Linked DNA regions of Homo sapiens: region 1 is linked to region 2. A link is a contact called in ENCODE Hi-C data. All regions are on one chromosome and are shown on one strand. Each heading gives the region's core, a stretch centred on a gene start or an enhancer-like site at or near the end of the contact. The rest is flanking DNA. Distances are from core to core; before and after follow the strand shown.

The links. Hi-C counts contacts between places; a loop is a spot of excess contacts on that map. Pooled maps may share reads with other maps.
Region 1: a pooled map shows a loop between it and region 2 (15-fold over the local background). The contact joins the enhancer-like site here to the promoter of SOX21 in region 2. A Hi-C loop is called at or near these places in 1 of 168 maps with a recorded cell type or tissue (CD4-positive, alpha-beta memory T cell), 2 of 37 single-sample maps with no recorded cell type and 13 of 50 pooled maps.

Annotation. Positions count from the first base shown.
Region 1 is chr13:99,987,328-99,994,559 of GRCh38, reverse strand. No RefSeq gene overlaps it. Among named protein-coding and RNA genes, the nearest start is that of LINC00554, 7.0 kb to the left of the region's middle. RefSeq lists an enhancer at 3,303-4,252. Within about 2 kb of position 4,144, at least 2 of the 41 ENCODE cell types and tissues checked have a DNase peak (open chromatin) inside an H3K27ac peak, as active enhancers do.
Region 2 is chr13:94,709,194-94,716,025 of GRCh38, reverse strand. SOX21 (SRY-box transcription factor 21) reads left to right here and starts at 3,481. Exons shown (of 1, transcript NM_007084.4): 1 at 3,481-6,404. The coding sequence starts at 3,977. The coding sequence ends at 4,807. It overlaps SOX21-AS1 (SOX21 antisense RNA 1), which reads right to left and starts at 3,310. Exons shown (of 2, transcript NR_046514.1): 1 at 2,633-3,310; 2 at 81-2,388. It overlaps LOC112268114 (a long non-coding RNA gene), which reads left to right and starts at 2,583. Exons shown (of 2, transcript NR_158368.1): 1 at 2,583-2,618; 2 at 2,764-3,306. RefSeq lists an enhancer at 2,256-2,757.

The sequences.
Region 1 (7,232 bases), core at 2,895-5,394, 5.3 Mb before region 2:
GTCTCCCTTTAAACAATAGGAAGAGTATTATTAGATTACTAGATTACTTTCTATATCCCTCCCAAATTGTTCCTAGAAAGAAACTTCTGATCTGTTAATTTATCATCACTAATATCTAAAAATGTTTTAACCAATCAAACCATAAAAATATTTTTACTGCCATTGATCTTAAGCAGCATCTAATTTGAAAGATTTTACAGAGTACATTTTCAAAGCATCAAGCATCTTTACAGTTTCTTGGTCTGCCTTCAGTAGGTAAATGAGTATCATTTCAGATTTCCTTTCAGCTTCTTTTGCCTTTTAATTCACAAGTATAGAAAATAAGAGAGGTTAATGTTTTTAAACATTTCTGCTACACGCGATTATTTCAGTGCCATTCTCTGGTGTTGTGTCTGAAAAACGGGTGGCCAAGCCCGCTGCCCGCAGCGCCAGACATTCAGCCGGATCCACCCCTGGGCACAGTCATCAGGGGAAAGAGATTCAGCTTCCAAACTTGATTAAAAACAACCCAACAATTTCTGCCCCGTTAAAGAACTGTGTGATTGGAGAAGCTGAGTAAATTGCCTCAGAGAGGAGGTGGCTGAGGTCTATGTCTCTTTCAAGTGGGAGCATCGAGAAGCTGAAATATGCAGTTAGAGAGTGTGCTGCAGAAGGGCAGCTTGTCCACCAAAATCTGCAGTTAAAGTCCACTTTACAGGATTTAGGTGCTGAGATGGAGTGATTCTCCCTTATAATTTTTTCATCTTAATTTGAAAGGAAAAAGAAAACACACACACATGCCAAAGACCCACAGAGATGCTTAGGAATTGTTAACTTATTTCTGAGTTACTGAGACCTTTTGTTTTCTATTTAGAAAATATTTCAAAATATACTTCTCCCCTGAAAGTTACAATCTGAAAGATATAATTACAAGAAAAACACTAGGAGGGGAAAAATGAAGTAGGAATGAGGAGTGTGTAGGTTGGTGAATAAAATACATAACTGTCAGCATCTTTTTAATGATACATTGTTGTTGTTGTTTGGTTTGTGATATTTTTTATAGTAAAAACTAGACATCCAAACAGGAATCCAAATATGAATGGAAGTGGGAAGTTTTCTGGTGTGTTTCAACACTAAAATGAACACTATGTCTCTATGTGTCTGTGTGTTCTCCTTCAATTCATTTTTTTTACCCCAGAAAGTGGTGCAATTTGTTAATTTTTTTGTGGGCACAGGAGGAGGAAAATATGATACATTTGGGGATTTTTCAGTAGAGCTGTGTTTAGTTTTAATTTTCCTGTATTTTAAAATAAACACTTTGACCAAAGCATGTTTGATCTTTGCAAGAAGGAAGTATACATTGTGAAGGAATGTGCAGCGGTTGGGTATGAAAATGGGGTTGTGACTCACAGCTGCAGGCAGAAAAAAAAAAGGCGTCGTGGTGTCAGCCAGAGGTGTTCAGTCTAATAATTCAAGCTGTAAACTGCATCCCCTAAAATTACCTACATAATAAATCATTGTGCAAAGAAAAAAAAGTTTGGACTGAAAAGTGTAAGTGAAACAGAATCCTCAGGAGATTTCAATGCTGGGACCTATTGACAATGAAGTGAAATACAGGCTTATTTTGTTCAAAACTTTAAGGATCAGAATAATGGAAATTTCTCTAGCACAACTGATTTTTTTTTTCTGGCTTGGGTTTCAACGCATTTCTACCTAGTCTGTCACAAAAATGGGCTTATATATTTCTCTCCTGATCACACAGCCAAAACTGCTTTATAGAATTTACAGTCGACTTAATGCAGTTTCAAGAAAAAGCTCACTCAAGAATGGCTTTATTTTTATAAAAGTGATTATACGTAAGTTATCAAATGCATATCAAGAATGGAGGCAGAAATCTTTCTGACAATTCTTTTAGATTCCTGTCTCATATTACAATGTTGCTTGTAGGTACCAAAGAAACCACAAAATTTGTGTAACGTGGTAAATTAGCTTGCCTAAGAATTCACTGCTAGGTTGAAATACTTAGACACTGCGGTTGGCAAAGCCAGTGCCAAGTCCTGGAGACTTGAGAAACGTGAACATTTGGGGAAAAAATGCACCGTTTGGAGTAGAAAGGAGCTCCGTGGCGGGAGAAAAGATGAAATTGTCAAGAGGAAGTTTAAAGGCCAAGGACACACGAAGTCTTTGAAACAATAAGGGTGAAGAAGTCAAGAAGCAGACTCGCCAAAGCCATATTGAAACAATTTATTTTATAGGATCCCTATATTTCCATAATTAGTAAACAGAGTCACACTGGAAACACGGGCTGTGGGCTCTCGAGCTCACACGGGCCTCTCGAAGAGGAGAAAGTCAAGTTGTCACGGGTCTCTTTCGCCTGGGTATTTCACAGGAAAATACAAGGAGGCGGGAGGCCCGAGAAAGCTGACTCCAGCGAAGTTTGCAATAAGGATTAACTGGAGAAAGGAAGTCCACAGCAATTAAAACCCCTACCCTGGCTCATTAGTATTCATGACTGAATGTCCAGCTTTTCTGTTTATCTTTCTCCCAGGATCAATATCGGAGCAGCGTGGGCCTGGGAGGAGCCCAAGTTGGGCCCGGCATGCGCCTGACCTTTCGCGCCCTCCCTCCAGGTCAGCGCATCTTCAGAACCGCCGGCCAACGCCACACAAACGCTCATTAAATCCACCATTCACAGGCGGGCCGGCGGAGGCTGGGGGACGAGCCCGGGGGTGAGGACGGGGCCAGGGGCACGCAGACCCAGGCGACTCCAAAGAGTTTCGGGAAACCACACTCGGCCACCTAACCACTGTGGGCCCAGTGGGCCAAGAGAGAGAAAAGAACAAGAACCAGCTCTGGATGCAGCGAGAGGCTCCAGCGCAGCTCCTGGCAGGCCCTCGCTGGCTCGGCCTTGTTCCAGACCCTAAGTTTAGGGGGGCTTTGCCTGGTGGTAGGGGGGAGACTGGCAACATAAGAGCCGGGGTGAAAAGGGAACCACACCCACACCTCCAGTTCTGCCAGTCAGGAGCCTCTGTAGGCCTCCGCCGGCCTCCGCGGAGCAGCCCAGTCGCTGAGCGTTAACTGCGATGATTATCTCTGACATTATTATTATTTCTACCCCCCACCTTCTCCAGCAGCTCTGAGCTCCCTTCTGCTCCCCAGGGCCACCGGCTTGGCCTTTAGGACAGAGATAAACCTAGCCCGGGAGGTTGGGAAAGGCAGAGGTTGAGGCCAGGTTCAGGGGACGCGGGGGCCAGGCAGCTCTTCCCTTACTCCAGATTTCCTTGGAGGTGAGGGGGCGCTCCCCTCCCTACACCCGAGGGCTGGAGGGCGCGCGGGCAGGCAAGGCAGCCTGGCCTCTCTCAGCCCCTGGAAGTGGGCTTGGGAGACCCAACTGCAGGGAGCCTTAGTCCCACGCCAGTGGCGCGAGTGCCGGCCTGGGGAGTGCCGCCCTGGGTGGGGGAGGACCCTCCGAGGCCGAATTAGGTTGAGAGCGCAGGGCAGGCCCGGTCCCCTCCAAGAGGCGCTAGAAAGGGCTGGGGGAGGTAGGAATGGGAGGAGGGGTGCGGGGAGCATCTCCTGCTGCCCACGCTAACCCACATTTCTGCGGCCTCAGGTCCTTCCCACTCACGCGAGCCTGTGGCTGGGAGGTGCGGAAGCTGAAGGAGGTGAGGGTGTGTGAGCATATGGTGTGAGTGTGTTGTGTGTATGTGTGTCTGTGTGTGTGCGTGTCTGTGTGTGTGCGCGCGCGCAAAGGCAAGGGACCTCCCCACACACTCTCTGCCTGGCAGCTGCGCTGAGCATCCTCTCGCTTCGTGGGGCAGGAGGGATGCTGGACGAGGGCAGGGCCTAGAGCAGGAGAAGGCGAAGCGAGGTGTCACCTCTTCAAAAGCTCGTCGGCTCCTGGGAACAAAAGAGAAACGTGGGAGGGCGACGAGGTGGCCCCAGCACCGAGAGTTCTCGGACTGTCGGGGCGGGGCAGGAGTGGGAGGACCCTGGTCTCGAATTCCCTGCCGAAGATCTTGGCTGTGGCAGCTCGGGGGCGGGGCGAGGCCTGGACTCGCTGGACCTAGTAGCCCACAGCCTTGACCGTGAACTCAGACCCTCAGGATGCCCTGGTTATGGCTTACAAAAGTTCTCATTTGCAACACCCTGTTCAAACGGCCACGGAGGCCTTTTCATGCTCGGGCACCCAGCCGGACTAGCCTGAGGGTTTTTGCCCGATCACCTGATCCAGTCTGGAAGGACCTAGTGTTTTTTTTGTTGTTGTTGTTGTTGTTTTTCCCCCGAAAATAAAAACCCAGCAATGATCTGGTGTCGGGAGGGGGGAAGTGGAGGGGAACTTCTTCCGGTCCAGTTCTGAGCTGCCAGTGAAAAACAGAAACCGTCCATTTAGGTCTGCTGGGGTAACAGTGGGCCAAGGAGCTCCGGGTTTCTGTGGAACCAGAGCGATATCAGACTATAATCAATCCATCCACAAATCATTATTGAACCTTTGGGTTCTGAGGACCTCTTTCCAGGACGTGTCTGCTAAAACAAACAAACAAACAACAACAACAACAACAACAAACCTACCCAAAGCTTCAACCAAGTCTTGATGGAGTGTGATTTTGAGGCCTTTATCACTGAGCCCTTGGAAGCAGGCCTAGCGCGCCCTTCCGATCATTTCGGTGGAGTAGTGTGGGGGAGGGTAGGACCCGAGTCTCTAGTGGGCGCCCGGTGGGTTCCCGCGGGTCCCCGATGCCACGGGTGAGCTCACCAGGGACCTACCGGGACACACCTCCCCCCGTCCTGCCGACCTGGGCGGGAGACCCGTCACCTCGCCGGCCCAGGCCTTCCTTCCTAGCCAACCCTGGGACGCAGAACAGCACAGAGTCCAGGGAAACCCGAGCCTCCGGTACAGTCTGTGATCTGCCCTTGATCTCAGGGTTTTGTGCGGAAAATAAAACCACTTGAGACTGAAAACATCCGTCTGAAAAAGAGACAAAAGGGCTAGGGGGTGGGGAAGAGGAAGAGCGAAGGTGCCGGCCTAGGGAAGAGCTCTGGGACAGCCAGGTATGGGCGTGCGGGTCCTGGGACGAGTTTCTTCCCTCGCGTCCAGCCGGGGCTTGGCCCCAGCAGCCTCCCTCTGCCCATGCCCCAAGCAGAACCGACGCGGCCTCTGATCCTGGAGTGACTTCCTCCCCGCCCCGAACTTCGTGGGATATCACTGAACCAGGGAAAGCTGATACCGATGCCGGTTATCATCCTGGGCATTAATAATGCAGTAAGGATCACGATAATTAATAATAATAATGACGGGCCTCCCGAGGGGGCTCCAGCTGCCTCCGGATAAAGCGACGCTCGCGCTGAGGGGACTTCTTAGGTGGTGGATGGAGGTGAGCGCGAAGGAAGCCGGCCTAGGCTCACTGAAGTTCAAGTTGACGGCGGCGGCTAGCAGAAACCGTGCTCCAGCCGCGGCAGGTTGGGCCTCCCTGCGGGCAGCTACCCGCAGCGCAGCGCGGGATCCCAGAGAGGGGCGAGGGCTAGCTTCAGTTTCGTGTCTCTGGAGTCAAGGCAACAGCAGGTTAGCATTTAGGTCCGTTTAGACAGCCGGGCAGGGATAGGGGTGGGGTTGGGGTGGGGGGGACGCCTGTCCCCCCCACCCCACCCCCAGGCCCAGGCCCAGGCTCCTGAGTGTGGTGCAGGCTGTTGGGCCGCGAGCCCCCGCGTGCGTTCTCAGTTGAGCAATTTTCACATCTTGACACTTCTACACTATTGCCATATCCCCTCCCCTCCATCCAGTCCTTCGGATTCGAAGGGCAGAAAAGAAAGGCCAAAGAGAGAGAATGGACCACCTTGTCGGGTCCGTGACTTGTTTGGACAAAGCCTTGGGAAGCGAGGGACCAGGGACTGGGAGCCCTTTCGAGGAAAAGCGGCTCCCGCCCGCTCCACACATCCTAGGGTGGACTCGGAGACCACTCCCAGGCTGTGATCTTCCTCGTTCATATTTTATTCTCCTGCTGAAAACTAGGATCAGCGCCCCCGCACCTGAAGGGGCCTCGGGTGGCTCTCTGACTTTCAGATGGGGAAAGCAATCGAACCAACTCAAGGCTGTGAGATCGGCCACCTCTTCTGGCCCTTTTTGTTCTTCCCCAGATGGGAAGAAAAGCCCCAAACCCCATGGTAAAATTGCCTTCCCCACCCCCATCTTGTCCTTCTCCTTAGATTTGGGGCTTCTCTCAAAACCAATTTCCACCAAAAAATAAAAAATAAATAAATTTTTAAAAAAGTTGAAACATTTCCAATAGGCCTTTTTGTTCTTGCACAAGTTATGACAAATATTTCATTTGACTCCTTCGTCCCCCCATGGGGGTGGGGGTGCTTTGGAAAACTCTAAACGATTTTCCTCACAGCTTATAATGTGTTCAATGAACTCTCCCAAGGATCAGTAACATATGCCAATTATTTTAATAATTTCGCCTAATATTATTAGGGGTTATAAATTTGATTTTAATGGGGCTCTGATTGCTTCAGGAGTTGGCGCTTGGGCAGTTCGCAGAGCCGCTGGGGAAGGCGAGCCTGGCCTCTGTCACCCTCTGGTCACTCCCCCACCCAAGGCTGGACGCCTTTCCTCCCCACTGAACAGGTATTGTGACCTCCGGGAGGTCAGGGCTGCCCCTCTCTCCCCAAGCACCCCTCAGGCCTGGCCAGCCTGGTCCAGAGGCTCATTCCAGGGCTGGAGGGAAAGGAGAGCAGGGAAGCCGCAGCCATCGCGCCACCCGCGCTCTGCGTCTCCACGGCGGTGCTGCGCGATCCTCTGGAGGTGTCGCTGCCACCACCCAAGTCTTTTTCCAGCTGGGAGAGCTGGAGGGGGGAGGTCCAGCACTGCCCAAGGCCTCTTGGAGCTACTGGGAGAGGGAGATATTTTGATGGCTCAGAAATTTAAAAATAATCTTCCCCATCCCTACCCTTTCGTTATTACAATTATTTTTGCCTTCTTCCTTAGAGTATCTTGTTTGAAAACTCCGATCAGCTCCTGCGGGGAAGGTAGGAAGGCTGTAAACGTGGGAGAAAAGCTGGTGGCTGGGGCTCTGGCTCTCTCACTTCCACCTGGCAATTTTAGTCTCGATATTTTATTCTATTTTTACTGAATTCTTCAAGAGATTCTCTTTCCTTTGGGGCCAACGGTTTGTTGCTTTCCTATCTAATCTCCTCCCCCAAGAAGATCAAAATATAGCCTATTTATCACCTTCCCTTGACCATCCTGCTTGTTG
Region 2 (6,832 bases), core at 2,232-4,731:
CACACGAATTCTACCGATCAAATCTATACTGTTCTTTAGGTGTTTACAATCAAGAGTTGACAAAATAAAGCTCATCAAACTTACAATTCTCTTTCAATTTATTTTCCTTCACTATTCACTCACACAGACTATTCCATTTCCTATATGCTGGGATTTTTTTAATCTTTAGGACAAAACTGAGCAAGAATAAAAATATACCTCTATCAATTCAAACACAAGATATGAGGAAATTAAAAGCAAATTTACATTTTGGTACATATGAATGAAAATGGCTTGAAAATTTACTTTGTTAAAAGCTCAACCAGATTCAGGCAAGAGGTGTGAAGGCTGGTTAATAACAGCAATGCCACATTGCCTTTCTTTAATGAATGGCCGATTATGAGGGCTCTTTCTTTGGTTGTGAAGGGTTAGGCCAAGAATATTGATCCCCTAGAAGCCAAGAACTAAAACCAAATCTTTCCTATTTTGAAATGTGGGAAGTTTCATTTGGTGAATAGACAAGCACACAAATAGTCATTTTCTTCTTATGACACCTTTGTTTCCCACAGTTCAACATTCTTGGACTTGAGAGTGTTCAAATTTGGCTCATTTAATATCACTAGACAGACAATATTGTAAATGTATACTGGAAAAAACTATAGCCAAGGAACCTTACATATATTATTCCTATAAGACATTGCACATGTAAGCATACATTTCAATCATATATACAAACATTTCTAATGTAATAATTTATTGCAGTAGATTTTTACACTTAAATTTGAATAGTATAAAATCACTTAACTCACTAATATAAAACACATTTTCACAATCCTTCTCCCTTTTTATGTGTCAAAATAATTTTCACGATTAAATTTAACTTTATTCACAATATTTAGTGAATAACAGATTTCATGTTTTGTGGCCTATATATACATATGTTCTTTATGTTCCAGTGTATAGTATTTTTGTCTCAAACCTATAAGTCAGTAGGTGAAAAGCTCAGGGACGATAATTTTGTAGTTTATCATCACAAAACAGTATATTTAATATTCCAGTCTATGTAATTACACATGCTAGTGTTTTCCCATTGCTCCAGCCAGAGTCTGTGAATGACAAGAGTGTCTTTACAGAGCCTGTAAAGGAATATGGTTCTGGAGAAATCAGTCCAATTATTTTAACAATGCAAGGGCATAACCGATACAAAATAAGCTTGTCAATACGACATCTTCAGAAAAACAAAAACCCACATAGATGCCACTGCTGTTCACAGTTTTGTTATCACGACTGTAATTTTTAAGTCACTATTCTTTTATTAAAATGAACAAAACAAGCCTAACTTTTACATAAATCTGATGGCCTGAAACAGTTTTAATTCACGTTCATAATTACAATCAAAGCTTTTGTGTGTGTGTGTGTGTGTGTGTGTGTGTGTGTGTGAATGAACTGAACATAAATCGTAGGAAGACTTAAAGAGTTAACCGTTTGTAGATGTTCCTACTTGCACATACCACAGGGCTAGGTCAAATCCAAACTGCCAAAGAAAGAAGGCAAGCAAGTTCTCCCTGAAGGGCAGGCCACCATGTGAATAAAACCTCCAGACAGATCATGTTCTAAATGTGCCGCAGCATACCAAAAAGTGAGGAAAATACGGAAACAGAATCATGCTGTTTGACTTCTGCATCGTGTTAACTATTTTTTTTAAAAAACTGCTCTAACTACTAAAGAAGGAAATTATGCTTAGCATAAAAATATTCCAGCACTGAGTGATTGGTACGTTTTACTTCTCTCTTCCAGGGAAACTACTTACACTTATTGATTTTAAACACCTTCACCTCAGCAGCGCATGTAAGTGAGACACTGTAAGTTAACTGTACCTTAAAGAGATCAGTATATAGATGGTTCTGGCGACCAAGATTACAACAAAAGACAAACAACACAGAATTTTTAAAGAGCTGAATAGTCAGTCAAGGATGCATACTCTCAGTCTGGGCTAGCTCTTTTTTGGAAAGGTTGCCAAGAATGTCCTTATTCCCTCCAGAGTTATTTTTCACTCCACTACCTCTGACTAGGTGCATCGCCAGTGCAAGAAAATGCGAGAAGCCTCTGTTTCTGTTGCAAGCAACACCTGGACCTCCAAGGAAAATGAGCACTTTCTTGCTAGGAACAGTCTCAAACATTTTCAAGGGTGAGTCTCCCCTTCTCCAGGTTTAACCCTCTTCCTCCGTAGCTGGAGAGGCTCTCCTACTCGTGCCCGCCGCCTTCTTCCTCCCGGCGAGGATTCCAGGGCCACAACCAGGGCAGCTGCACGCCAGGCCGGCCTGGGTAGCCGGGATGACACCAGGGTTTGCCAACGCCAAACAGGGCGCAGACTCCCCGGCGCGCTCCGGACTCTCCACTCGCCTAAACCTGCTCTCAAGTGAAAAGGAGTGGGAGGAGGAGGATTGGGAGGGGGCGGGGGGCGGAGGGGATCTGTTAATTCGAGGTCCTGGGGGTGTGGGAGCGGGAGGCGGCTCCGCTGATCCCTCCTCCCTCCCCGAGTCCTGGGCTCCACCTCCTCCGCAGGCCCCCAGATATACACACACAGCCGCGGCTGGACATGCACACCCAGTGCCGGCTCCGGGCGCGCACACATGCAGGTAGCCACACTCACCTGAGCCGGTGCAGAGGGCGGCCTGGGCTGGGAAGGGGCCCCCTGCGCCGCGGGAGTGGGGAGAGCGGGAGGTGCCACAGCGCGGACCTGCGAACTGAGGTGATGGCCCGTTTTCCTTAACTCTCCTGCAGCACCTCCGCCCCTGCGCCGGCTCGGCTCTGGCCACAGCAGCGAGGACAGAGGGGCCCCGGGCGCGGCGGACTCGCGGGCGCACGCTCCCAGGAGCGCGCCGAGAGGGGCGCCGCGGCGCAGGAAACTTGGGCGAAGTTAGTTGCAAGTGCCAGGCGGCTGCCGAGAAGAGCGAGGCGGGGACGCGGCCGGTGCCAGGCCTGCGGCGCCGCGTGGAGGCTGCGCTGCCCTCCGCGGCCGGCGAGCTCCGGGAGCCCTAAGTCGGCAGGCGCGCCTGAAGGGGCTCGGAGCGAACAGAGCCGGCATGGCCCAGGGGACGGCCGGACGCGGCTCCTCGGCGAGCCGGGAGAACTTCCTCTGAGGCCGGGCGACCAACGCTTGCTCAAGCCTCATCCACCCTCCTTCCTCGCCCCACCCGTCAGTCCAGCAGCGGGAGAGGAAGACTCGAGAGGCAGGTGCTGCGGGGGACAGCTCCCCCCTCCAAAAAAAAAAAATCACCCAGCCGATTGGGGGTTTCCCATCGGCGCACCCTGCCCGGAGCCAAGAAGACAGGCTGGTGCTGCTGTATTTGTATTTATATCCATTGCTGCGCTCTGCGTTCTCGTGGCACGCCTGGACACTCCTCCGCCTCCCCCTCCTCTTCCTCCTCCAGGGCCACCTCCCCGCCTTCCCCACCCCCATCTGCTTCTGTCAAATGAGAAAGTCACCGAGGAGAACCCAAACACTCCAGCCGCTGAGAGCCCCCTTTGGCACTTGGCAGCACGCGGCGGCGGGCTCCTCGGCTCAACTTCGAGGAGTCTCCGCGACGCAACTTTTGGGGACGCTTTGCATTTAAGAGAGAACGACCGAGGAGGAGGAGCGCTCTGCCCGGCCGCCGCTACCTGCGGGGAGCTCACCAGCAAACGCCACTGCAGACGAAGGACCCAAAGAACGTAAAGGGCAAACTGCCGCCGCGGGGAGGGGGCACCGCCGAGAAGTTAGAGTGTCCCAGAGACAACCTGCTCGAGCGCTCGGCCGGAGACACTAAGGCGGCCCGGGGCGCGGCGTGGCCCTGGGCTGGTCCCCCAGCCCCCTCCTCCGGGGCGGGAGCGACGCCGGGGCGCGACGAGCCCCGGCCGGCCGAGCGGGTCTCCGCGGGCAGCCAACATTGATTTCCTCCGGGCCGAGGGCGAGGGCCCGGGAGGCGGCGGGCTGCAGCCGCGGCAGGGCGAGAGCATGTCCAAGCCGGTGGACCACGTCAAGCGGCCCATGAACGCCTTCATGGTGTGGTCGCGGGCTCAGCGGCGCAAGATGGCCCAGGAGAACCCCAAGATGCACAACTCGGAGATCAGCAAGCGCTTGGGCGCCGAGTGGAAACTGCTCACAGAGTCGGAGAAGCGGCCGTTCATCGACGAGGCCAAGCGTCTACGCGCCATGCACATGAAGGAGCACCCCGACTACAAGTACCGGCCGCGGCGCAAGCCCAAGACGCTGCTCAAGAAGGACAAGTTCGCCTTCCCGGTGCCCTACGGCCTGGGCGGCGTGGCGGACGCCGAGCACCCTGCGCTCAAGGCGGGCGCCGGGCTGCACGCGGGGGCGGGCGGCGGCCTGGTGCCTGAGTCGCTGCTCGCCAATCCCGAGAAGGCGGCCGCGGCCGCCGCCGCTGCCGCCGCACGCGTCTTCTTCCCGCAGTCGGCCGCTGCCGCCGCCGCTGCCGCCGCCGCCGCCGCCGCGGGCAGCCCCTACTCGCTGCTCGACCTGGGCTCCAAAATGGCAGAGATCTCGTCGTCCTCGTCCGGCCTCCCGTACGCGTCGTCGCTGGGCTACCCGACCGCGGGCGCGGGCGCCTTCCACGGCGCGGCGGCGGCGGCTGCAGCGGCGGCCGCCGCCGCCGGGGGGCACACGCACTCGCACCCCAGCCCGGGCAACCCGGGCTACATGATCCCGTGCAACTGCAGCGCGTGGCCCAGCCCCGGGCTGCAGCCGCCGCTCGCCTACATCCTGCTGCCGGGCATGGGCAAGCCCCAGCTGGACCCCTACCCCGCGGCCTACGCTGCCGCGCTATGACCCCGCGGGGCCGCCTCGCGAGGACCGGTGTGCACACGTGTACATATGTATAGGTACGAGCGCTGCGGCCTCCCCGTGCGCCCTCCCGCGACCGGGGGCCCGGTTTGTATGTACATAGAATGTATAGGTGCCAGGTAGAGGCAGAGAGGCCAGGCGGGGCAGGAGTGGCCAAGCGCGCAAGGGCGCGGGCGAGCAGGCCTGTGAATTCGCAGGATCATTTCAGACCCGCACTTCGGCAGCCAACTCGAAAGCAGGCGGTTGTGTGCGGCAGCAGTTGGCGTTTGCTTTGCACTTCGGAACCTGTTGCGTTTTGACCCACGGAGGTGGAGGAGTAACTTTTTGACATGTTGGCCTTTCCAGTTTTGTTGGAAGTTTCATGGTCGGTTTTGTTTTTGTTTCTCATTCTTCTTCCTCGCCCCTCAGCCCCCCAACCCCCAACCCCCTCCCGGTCCGTGTTGCATGCACGCTGTTCAAATGTGAGGTCTGAAATGGCTGGCACACGGGAAAAGCTGCTTGTGTCATTCGTTTCTGGGAGTGGGATGGCTCTGAGCAGCCTCGCCTCCCTGTTTGTACTATTTGAACTTTGCAGATCTCTGTTCTCTCAAGCAGAACTCCCAACCAGATCCATTCTTGACCAGTGACCGGCTCGAATCTGGCCTTTTGTGTGAGATGATCACGGTTTCTTTTGTTTATCACGCCATTTGCAAATCAGAGCAAGAGCTCTTTCTCAAGGGCAAGAAACGCAAACAAGAAATATTTGTGAGATGAAAGTTGTCAATTGGATTTTCTTCCTAAACAAACAACAACAACAAACTACTAGAAGTCTCCCTGAGTCCACTCGCTTGGATTTCTGACACAGTTTACAAAAAAGGAAAAAGGCACTGCTCCTATTTTCCCTTATGGCTGAGTTCACCTTAAGATTGTAAATGTGTATATGTCAGTGAAAACATTGAGGCTTGGAAAATGTGTTATTTTCGTTGCCCTAAGTTTGAGTCGACTTTAGACTCAAAAACATTTTGAGCGAATATCAAAGTTAACTTTTAAAAATTGCGAAACTATTTCAGAATCGCAATTTTATCGAAGATTAAATCAGACTTTTTTGTCTGGTAATTATATATTTATTATTTAGCAAAACTGAAGAAAAAAAGCACAGAATTGTTTCAACAGATGTCTCTCATTTTCAGCTAGCATTTCTCTCCCAAGTTGAGCTGGTTTAATGTGTTTTGGATTTCCCTCCTCAATTGGCTTATTTTTTAGATCACCTGCAATTCATTTGCAAATTGCAATAAAACACATTTTAGAAAAAAGGAACCTTCAATTATTAGCTTTGTTTCTTTTTAAATGTATATATTTTGACTAATGTTTGTGAATGAAGTTGGCTAACATGTATTTAGTTTCATTTTGGCTTTATGTAATATAAAGTTTTTAAAATTTTAAATATGGTTTTAACCTTTATGTGTAAATGATTTTCTAGTGTGACCTTCTAATTTAATATTAGACGTCTAAGGTATATCTGTAAATTAGAATCCGACTATCACTCTGTTCATTTTTTTTGAACAAAGAGTTTAAATAAAGCCTGAACCAGGGAAAAGAAAAATCTTCTATTTCTTGTTGAGTTCCTAACAAGATTTTTATCTGAATTGCCCTTACGTGCCTGGTCCAGGTGAAGTGTAAGGTATCCTCCAAAGGCACCCTTTGTTTCACTTTTGAATAGATTTACTAGGAAATCTAAATCAAGCCATTGTTATTCAGAGCCAAAAACCTGATTTATCACATTTTTAATCGTGAATAGGAAAGAAGATTTTTAAAAAGCCCAAGTCGTTGTATTAGCTTTAACAACAACAAAAAAAAGGCATTCATGAACCAGTAGAACAGAGCCCATTGAAAACATCCAGACCTTTCAAAGCATTTCACCAGTTTCTAGTAACATTTTAAGAGGGGAAAGTTGCTTGACCACTTTATCTTGTTAGTTGAAGAGCCCCACCACTTAAATCAGTGTAATTTGTTCTCCTATCTTTGGGGTAT